Linked DNA regions of Homo sapiens: regions 1 and 2 are each linked to region 3. Evidence: chromatin contacts called from ENCODE Hi-C or POLR2A ChIA-PET data. All regions are on one chromosome and are shown on one strand. Each heading gives the region's core, a stretch centred on a gene start or an enhancer-like site at or near the end of the contact. The rest is flanking DNA. Distances are from core to core; before and after follow the strand shown.

Region 1 (2,772 bases), core at 273-2,772, 320 kb before region 3:
CAGTTCCCAGGGGAGAACTGGGGAGGACTGGGGTGAAGGTAGAGAGAGGAGAAGTTAAACTTTAACATGACAAAAATATTAAAGTATTTTTCAAAGTACTCTTAAAAATGTAAATCTTTATCTATATACTGATATGCAAAATATTCCATGACACCTTGTGGAGTGAAAAAAAAGTACACATTATAAAGCAGCATGTGTAGTGTTTATATAAATTATATATTTGTGCATGTGTGCAAAAGACAGAGACAGAGAGTATATAAGGAGTGAGGTCTCAGAGGGTGTTCACTGAAATGTTAATCCTGTTTGGCTTTAGGGGGTGGAATTTGGGGTGATTTATACAGTCTTGTTTTTACTTTTCTGTGCTGCTTAAATTTCCTATATAAGTATGTTTCATCTTTATACACAGGAAAACTCCCAATGATGCTATTTTCAATTGGGGGGGGGGAAACGGATAGTTTTCATCATAAAAGGAGTCTAATACATTAGTTAACATAAAAGGAAAATGGAGAAAGAAAAGCCTCCATCGTCCTATCTCCGAGGCAGCCCTTCAGAGCATGTGGTGGGTTTCCTTCCTGTCAGCCGGCTCTGAATCTGTTCAAAGCAGCTTTTCCATCCAGGTATAATAATAGATTGGAAAGTGCTGCACACGTACACCCTCTCATGTAAGGCTTGCAGCCCCCCTGAAAAGTAGATCTGTTTATTTCCCCCAGTCTATGGATGAGGCACGTGAGGTTGACTTTCAGGCAAGGAAAATGACTTGCCTGGGTCACATATACCTGGCAGGCAGAGCCAGACCTGGGACTCTCAGCACTGGCAGCCCAATGCTACTTCCAGTGCCCATGACTGCCATGCAGGGTAGGGGAGCTTTTGTGGGCCCTGCCAGGCCCAGCTCAGGGCCCTGCAAACCCCTGGCTGCTGCTGATGCAGTGCGCTTTAAGGAACATTTCCTGTTGTCCATCAGGTTCCAGGTCTGCCCCCAGGGCTAGAGCTACAAGATGCAGCCAACTCAGCACATGTGGACCTCTGGTGGGGAGAAAGAGGGCAACCCGAAAGGTCACTTAGCACAGAGTCTGGGCACACAGTAGGTATCAATAAAGATCGATTGAATGTTCATGGTCAAAGTTGCTTCTAGTGTGCCCGTGCTCCGAGCCTCTGAGTGCCAGGAGAATGCCCAGCGAGTCCCACTTGGGCCATCTCGGAAGGCTTCCTGTAGGAGAGGGCCTTTGAGCTGAGACTTCAAAGCTGGGCTGAATTTCCCCGAGGGTCCAGAAGAGAGCCACGGGCTGGTGTGTCAGGCAGCGGAGCTGACACTCCCAGAAAGCAAGATCTTCGAACTACAGGGTGCGCGCAGGCTCTCGCTTCTCTCCACCATGGGGGGCCCTGCAGTACTCGCCAAGAGCGTAGAATTTGCCTAGTATTAGCCACGAGAGGGCGGGGTGGGGCGAGGCGGAGCAGGGCCGAGGTGGCGGAGTGGGGGGGAGCCGGAGAGCTTCATAAAGCCACAGCAAAGCGCTGCGACTCTAGTGACAGCGGCCCGCTGGAGAGGAAGCCCGAGAGCTGCCGCGCGCCTGCCGGACGAGGGCGTAGAAGCCAGGCGTCAGAGCCCGGGCTCCGGTGGGGTCCCCCACCCGGCCCTCGGGTCCCCCGCCCCCTGCTCCCTGCCCATCCCAGCCCACGCGACCCTCTCGCGCGCGGAGGGGCGGGTCCTCGACGGCTACGGGAAGGTGCCAGCCCGCCCCGGATGGGCATCGTGGAGCCGGGTTGCGGAGACATGCTGACGGGCACCGAGCCGATGCCGGGGAGCGACGAGGGCCGGGCGCCTGGCGCCGACCCGCAGCACCGCTACTTCTACCCGGAGCCGGGCGCGCAGGACGCGGACGAGCGTCGCGGGGGCGGCAGCCTGGGGTCTCCCTACCCGGGGGGCGCCTTGGTGCCCGCCCCGCCGAGCCGCTTCCTTGGAGCCTACGCCTACCCGCCGCGACCCCAGGCGGCCGGCTTCCCCGGCGCGGGCGAGTCCTTCCCGCCGCCCGCGGACGCCGAGGGCTACCAGCCGGGCGAGGGCTACGCCGCCCCGGACCCGCGCGCCGGGCTCTACCCGGGGCCGCGTGAGGACTACGCGCTACCCGCGGGACTGGAGGTGTCGGGGAAACTGAGGGTCGCGCTCAACAACCACCTGTTGTGGTCCAAGTTTAATCAGCACCAGACAGAGATGATCATCACCAAGCAGGGACGGTGAGTGCGGCGCGCCGGCCCTTGGGGCCTCTGTGCCCGCGCCGGAACAAGAACGTCTCGTCTGTTTTTCTGGCTCGACAATGCTTCTGACTCCGTGTCCCTCACTGCTTTGGCTTCAGCGTAGGGAGACAGGGGAATGGGGTTGTTAGGAGGACAGGGAAAGCTCCGGAGGGGCGTCTGTGCCCAGGCTGTTGCACCAACAGCCAGAGGACTCACAAGGGAGACGGGTGAGTGCGGGACAGTGAGAAGTCACCTTGATTTAGGGGAAGGGTGACTGTGGCTTCACCTAGAATTGGTGTGCGCCCCTGCCCCACTCTCTACTGTAGAGGAGTCGCAGCGGGCAGTGAAAGCCTGTGCTCTGGGCGGACAGGACGCCTGGGCCTCCTGTGTGGGAAACTGGAGGGGAAGGGAGCCCCTTATCTCCGGGCCCCCTGCGCCCACCTCCCCCGGCTCCTTTGCTGCTGGTGTGCTCAGGTCAGCTTTAGTGGTGGTAGTGGTGGTGGTAGCGGTGGTGGTGGTGTGTGTGTACGGGGGGAGATT
Region 2 (2,927 bases), core at 31-2,530, 390 kb before region 3:
AGAAAGGAATAGGCTGGGCGATGTGGCTTAAGCCTGTAATCCCAGCACTTTGGGAGGCTGAGGCGGGTGGATCATCAGGTCAGGAGTTTGAGACCAGCCTGACGAACATGGTGAAACCCCATCTCTACTAAAAATACAAAAAAATTAGCCGGGTGTGGTGGCGTGCGCCTGTAATCCCAGCTACTCAGGAGGCTGAGGCAGGAGAATCACTTGAACCTGGGAGGCAGAGGTTGCAGTGAGCCGAGATTGCAGCACTGTATTCCAGCCTGGGCGACAGAGCAAGACTGTCTCAAAAAAAATAAAAAATAAAAAAAATAAAAGAAAGAAATTATGGTATGTACTATATATGTTGGTTTACTTTGGTTTCTTTTAAGATTGTGTGAATCTTTTGCCTTGTACTAAAGATTTTGTGGAGGCCGGGTGCTGGGGCTCACATCCAGTAATCCCAACACTTTGGGCCACCAAGGCAAGAGGATCACTTGAAGCCAGGAGTTTGAGACTAGCCTGTGCAACGTAACAAAACCCTGTCTCTAAAAAAATTTCTGTGGAGAAGAACAACTGAGTTGTTAACCAGTTTTGTGAGCTCTTGTGTTTACAGGGCTTATAATGGAAAAAAAATAATGAAAAATGAAATAAATAAAAATTATAGCAATTGGTCTGTTTCATACCACCTTAGGAAGGTGTTTTTAAGAAACAGGATATATAGCCAGGTGCTTTGGCACATGCCTGTAATCCCAGCTACTTGGGAAGCTGAGGTGGGAGGATCACTTGAGCCTGGGAGTTCAAGGCTCAAGATTTCACCACTGTACTTCAGCCTGGGCAACAGTGCAAGACTCTGTCTCCAAAAAAAAAAAATATATATATATGTATATGTATGTGTATGTATAATATATATGTAAACATTTTGGCTGAAAATGCAATGAATAACATAAAATTTACCATCTTAAATCATTTTTAAATGTATAGTTAGTTAAGTAGATTCACATTGCTGTGGAAACAATCTCCAGAACTTTTTCATCTTGCAAAACTGAAACTGTACATACTGAACAACAACTCCTCATTTCCCCCTTTCTCAGCCACTGGTAACGACCATTTTACTTTCAGTTTCTATGTATTTTACTACTCTAACGAAATACCTTACGTAAGTGGAATCATATTTGTCTTTTTGCGACTGGTTTGTTTTACTTAGTATGATGTCCTCGAGATTCATCTAAGGGGTAGCATTTGTCAAAATTGGCTTTTTAAGGGTGATTAATATTCCATTATATGTATATGCCACATTTTGTTTATCTAGTCTTCCATCCATGGCCATTTGGTTTGCATCCACCTTTTGGCTATTGTGGGTAATGCTGCTATGAACATGGGCATGCATGTGTATCTTTGAGACTCTGCTTTCAGTTCTTTAGGGTAAATACCGACAAGTAAAATTGCCAGGGTCATGGTCTGAAAGTATTTCTGTATATATGTTTGTTGACACTTCAGCTGGGTTTTTACCATTTCTTGACTTTGGAAAGGTCTGAAACCCCAGAGCAAATGGCAATTCTAATTGATTAGAAAACTGGATTTTTCCTTAATAGATTTTGGAAGATTTAGGAGGGTAGCACATAAAGTTCATTCTCCCTTTTCTCACCACATTTGATGTGAATTTGCTACCTCTCAGAAAACAAATTTGGTCTCTGAAATAAAGCAGATGTTTTGAATTCTCTTATATAAGGAAACTGATTTTCCTACATGTAAATTTTTATCTTTTAACCATTTTTATTTAAAACTTGTGACCTACATTTTTCTGTTTCCTCCCTGAAGTCTTTGTTAGTGGTCATTTTGGAGATTAAAAGATTAGGGACCTCATTGGAGGGCAAGTCACATAGCAGACACCGAAGGTAAACTCTTTATAGCCTTTATAGTGCTGTACCATCTCAAGGGAGAGTGGCTTGATTGTACCAGGCAGGGCTGTGTGGGGCCCTGAGGGGGAGTGAGAGGTTTTCCTTGTAGAGGGAGTCTGGAAATCTTCCTACGTACAGGTTATGCTCTCCTAATTCTCTTTATTTTTATTCCTCCTACAGTCTGAAAGGCACTTTATTATGCAGGTGGTCTGTGAAGCCACACAGTGTCCAGATACGAGGGTAAGTGTGAGGTTATATGAAAAATCTGTCTTACATCTTTCTTAGGAAATGTCAAATCTAATATAAGTTTGAAATACTGGGAATCAGTTGACTTCAGCAATAAGGTTTGATTAATATTGTTACTAATAATTAATATTCTGGCTGGGCATGGTGGCTCACACCTGTAATCCCAGCACTTAGGGAGGCCATGGCAGGCAGTTCACCTGAGGTTAGGAGTTTCATACCAGTCTGGCCAACATGGTGAAACCCTGTCTCTACTAAAAATAAAAAAAAATTAGCTGGGTGTGGTGGCACGTGCCTGTAGTCCCAGCTGCTGGGGAGGCTGAGGTACAAGAATCGCTTGAACCTGGGAGGTGGAGGTTGCAGTGAGCCAAGATCATGCCACTGCAAACAGACTCCATCTCAAAAAATAATAATGATAATTAATAAAAACATTAGAGAAGAGGGAAGAATTGTCATGGAAGTTGCCATCCTCTTAAAAAAGGTTTAAGGTGCCAGTGTGGTGGCTCACACTATAATCCCAGCAATTTGGGAGGCCAAAGCAGGAGGATCACTGAGGTCAGGAGTTGGAGACCAAACTGGGCAACATAGTGACACCATCTCTACTAAAAAATATGTATACACAAATAAACAGTTAAGGGAGAAAAGGTTTTCGATCAGCTTCGCTACTTCATTGCCGTAGGTTATTCAAGCCATTTCTACTAAAAAATATATATACACAAACAGTTAAGGGAGAAAAGGTTTTTGATCAGCTTTGCTACTTTATTGCCATAGGTTATTCAAGTGATTGTTTTCCCCTGTAGC
Region 3 (2,846 bases), core at 208-2,707:
TTGGGAGACACGCGTCAGTAGTCCCTGATAAATGGAAAGATCGCTTGAGTCCAGGAGTTCCAGTCCAGCCTAGAATAGGTAAAACATGCTCTCTGAATTAGTCTTTGAAACTGGTAAACTAGCTCAGAAGTTTTTTTAAGAATTCCATGAGTGGTTTGCTGGTGTACGTTTATTATATGCAGTGAAAGTACTTAATCTGCAAACCACCCCAAATTAAGCCCCTAACTCGCAAGCACAAAATGGACTCGATTATTTACTGAGTTATCAGTTGGCCTTGTCCTTAGTTGTACAGGGACTAATGACTCACCTATAAATAATGGGCTCTTCTAAGAAGACACAGTTGAGTTGACACCTCTTTGTCCTATAGCTGGGAGGAACGCATTGCAAACGCCAACCCAATGATTCCCTAAATGGGGTCTTCGCATCAGCTGCGTTAAAATCACCCCAGCAGGCAGGTTATCCGGCCGCCACTCCAGGGTCATTAAATCAGACTCTCCAGTGGGACCTCGGAATTCGTAGCTTAGCAAGCTCCCCAAGTGATGCTGGGAGTAAACTAACGTTTGAGAGTCACAAACATGTTTTGGCAATATAACCAGATGGGACTGGAGAAATTAAAAAATGAGAAACATCCCTAAAAAAGCAAGACTAAGCTGCGTGGGAGGCCAAACGAGGGGGGTCCTTTGGGCTGTTTCTACCATGACAAAAATCGCCATTACCCCACACCTCTCACACCGCCAACGTTCCGCCAACGTTCCGCCAACGTCCCACCACCCTCATGATATCCGTCCGCGGTACTGCTCCAGCGAAGGTACCCTTGCCTGGGCCATGAGGCGCAACCGTCCCTCACAGCTGGGGTGGCTTCTCCAGGTTCGCACCGAGGGGAAGTTGGGGTACCGGTTTCCGCCGCCAGCACCCAAGATGGCGGCACGAGCGTCGCAACCACAAGAACCACATGCTTCGTGTCCCGCCTCAGCATTCTCGGGTCTCACTAGACTTTTGCAAGTCACTGTGGGAACCCTCAAGGCGAGGGTGTTCCGCACTCTGGCGGCGATACACCTTCCTATTCCCTGACCTAGGCCTTCATTCCCCCGCCACAGAAAGCGCTGGAAGCGCCCAACCTGGATACTTCACCCAACGCCCAAGCCCACTAACATCGCCCGCCGCGAAGGCGCGGCCGAGGGGCCCAGAATGCCAGACACTAGGGCCTTCGCCCTCCTCATTGGTGGGTCCATACCGCGGGGCGGGCCTAGGTACTCATTGGGCCGGGAATTATGTCAGTCTTGGGAAATCAGGTCCGGGGATGAGGAGGTACACTCAGCCATTGGGCCCTCTCTGCTGCCAATCAGAGGGACATCCGTCGACGGCCCCGGCCTCGGCTCGTTGATTGGAGAAACTGTTCCTAGGGTGTTTGCGGCGGGCGGGTTTCCGAGTGCGGTAGCAGGAGGGGGCGGGGAGGTAAGCGGAGGCTCCGAGCTCTAGGCCGGCCGGCGGTGGCGGCGGCGAGGCCGGGACTCGGGCTTAGGGCCTGCTGTGGAGGCAGCGGCGGACGCCGAGCTAAGCAGTGGGTATCGGGCACATTCCTTTCCCAGAAGGGAGGGTTGCAGCGCCGCGGGGCCGAGGCTTATGGGGCGACGGGATGGTGCTGAGGTGCAGGAGGCGGGGGCCGAGCGGGGTTCCCGCCAGAGCCCGGCCCTGGGCCTGACAGGGAGGGGCCCCGCGCGGGGCCGAGAGGAAAGCTGGCTCCGGGGTGGGATGGACTGGGCAGGGTTGAGGGCACGAGAAGGCGTGGTGTGAGGCCTGGACTTGGGAGTGGGGTGGGGCCATCGGGACGGAGGGCGGGGTGGGGTTTGCTGTAAGGGTGGGTCAAGGCCAGGGAAGTAGCACTTGTTCGCTGGCCGCCCCTGGAGGCTAGAAGCTCCGGCGCCGAGAGTGGGCATGGCGACTTGGTCTCAGCCGGACTCGGGTATCCGGGCAGGGTGGGACCAGCCTCAGGCTATGGGCCCTGCACCTACTTGATTTTTAAGGGACTTTGTCCGGTTCCTCGAACTTAATTGGCTCCTGGGAGGTTTTAGTAATAAATTGCGTGAGAACGGGAGGGTAGCGTAAGCAGGAATTCTGGGTCGCAATTGTGTTTACTCTGACCAGAGAGAGGGAGTGTGAGTGTGTGTGTGTGCGCACGTTCGTGTGTGTACGTATAGCTCGCTCTCCCCCTGTAGAATGAAGTTGGTAGATGGGTCACAACGCAGGAGAGGAGAGGCGGTATGTCTTGGTTTGTGACATTAATGGAAGCTCAAAAGTGGAGACCAGAAACAGATTTACTTCCTCTGCACTGGGCAGTCTGGCTAGAGAACGTGGCCATATCCTTCTGCTTTGGCTCAGAAGGTCATATGAATGAAAATAAAACCTGCCTATGCAAATTCTGGACGGAATAGTCCTGCGTAGTAGGGCCCCCACCATCCCTCTCCTTTTTTTCTTTCCTTTTCTTTTCTTTCTTTTTTTTCTTTTTTTGAGACGGAGTTTTGCTCTTGTTGCCCAGGCTGGAGTGCAGTGGCGCGATATCGGCCCACCACAACCTCCGTTTCCTGGGTTCAAGCGATTCTCCTGTCTCAGCCTCCCGAGTAGCTGGGATTACAGGCATGCGCCACCACGCCCGGCTAATTTTTGTATTTTTAGTTGAGATGGGGTTTCTCCATGTTGTTCAGGCTGGTCTCAAACTCCCGACCTCGGGTGATCCGCCCTCCTCGGCCTCCCGAAGTGCTGGGATTACAGGCGTCGGCCCTTTTCCTTTTTTTTCTTTTGTAAGTTGTGAGGATAGGAAAGGGAAATCAGATTTCAAAGTTCAGAAA

The links. Hi-C counts contacts between places; a loop is a spot of excess contacts on that map. ChIA-PET counts read pairs that join two places held with the same protein, here RNA polymerase II (POLR2A). Pooled maps may share reads with other maps.
Region 1: a loop to region 3 is called in a map of CD8-positive, alpha-beta T cell, with 20 times the contacts of the local background. The contact joins the promoter of TBX21 here to the promoter of NFE2L1 in region 3. A Hi-C loop is called at or near these places in 1 of 168 maps with a recorded cell type or tissue (CD8-positive, alpha-beta T cell), 1 of 37 single-sample maps with no recorded cell type and 4 of 50 pooled maps. POLR2A ChIA-PET finds 5 or more read pairs at or near these places in 1 of 52 experiments (activated T-cell).
Region 2: a pooled map shows a loop between it and region 3 (4-fold over the local background). The contact joins the enhancer-like site here to the promoter of NFE2L1 in region 3. A Hi-C loop is called at or near these places in 1 of 168 maps with a recorded cell type or tissue (CD4-positive, alpha-beta T cell) and 2 of 50 pooled maps. POLR2A ChIA-PET finds 5 or more read pairs at or near these places in 4 of 52 experiments (Caco-2, GM10248, HCT116 and 1 more).

What each region holds. Positions count from the first base shown.
Region 1 is chr17:47,731,714-47,734,485 of GRCh38, forward strand. It overlaps TBX21 (T-box transcription factor 21), which reads left to right and starts at 1,523. Exons shown (of 6, transcript NM_013351.2): 1 at 1,523-2,232. The coding sequence starts at 1,742. RefSeq lists a promoter at 1-1,530, silencers at 1,342-1,881, 1,912-2,081 and an enhancer at 2,262-2,311.
Region 2 is chr17:47,659,056-47,661,982 of GRCh38, forward strand. It overlaps KPNB1 (karyopherin subunit beta 1), which reads left to right. Exons shown (of 22, transcript NM_002265.6): 6 at 2,064-2,123. Among named protein-coding and RNA genes, the nearest start is that of KPNB1, 11 kb to the left of the region's middle. RefSeq lists an enhancer at 1,103-1,252. Within about 2 kb of position 1,281, at least 7 of the 41 ENCODE cell types and tissues checked have a DNase peak (open chromatin) inside an H3K27ac peak, as active enhancers do; they include CD4-positive, alpha-beta T cell, where a contact is called at or near this core.
Region 3 is chr17:48,046,902-48,049,747 of GRCh38, forward strand. NFE2L1 (NFE2 like bZIP transcription factor 1) reads left to right here and starts at 1,458. Exons shown (of 6, transcript NM_003204.3): 1 at 1,458-1,561. NFE2L1-DT (NFE2L1 divergent transcript) reads right to left here and starts at 1,152. Exons shown (of 2, transcript NR_170231.1): 1 at 724-1,152; 2 at 1-69. It also overlaps a transcript of COPZ2 not described here. RefSeq lists enhancers at 230-833, 678-867, 834-1,435, 938-1,177, 1,436-2,037 and a silencer at 1,588-1,867.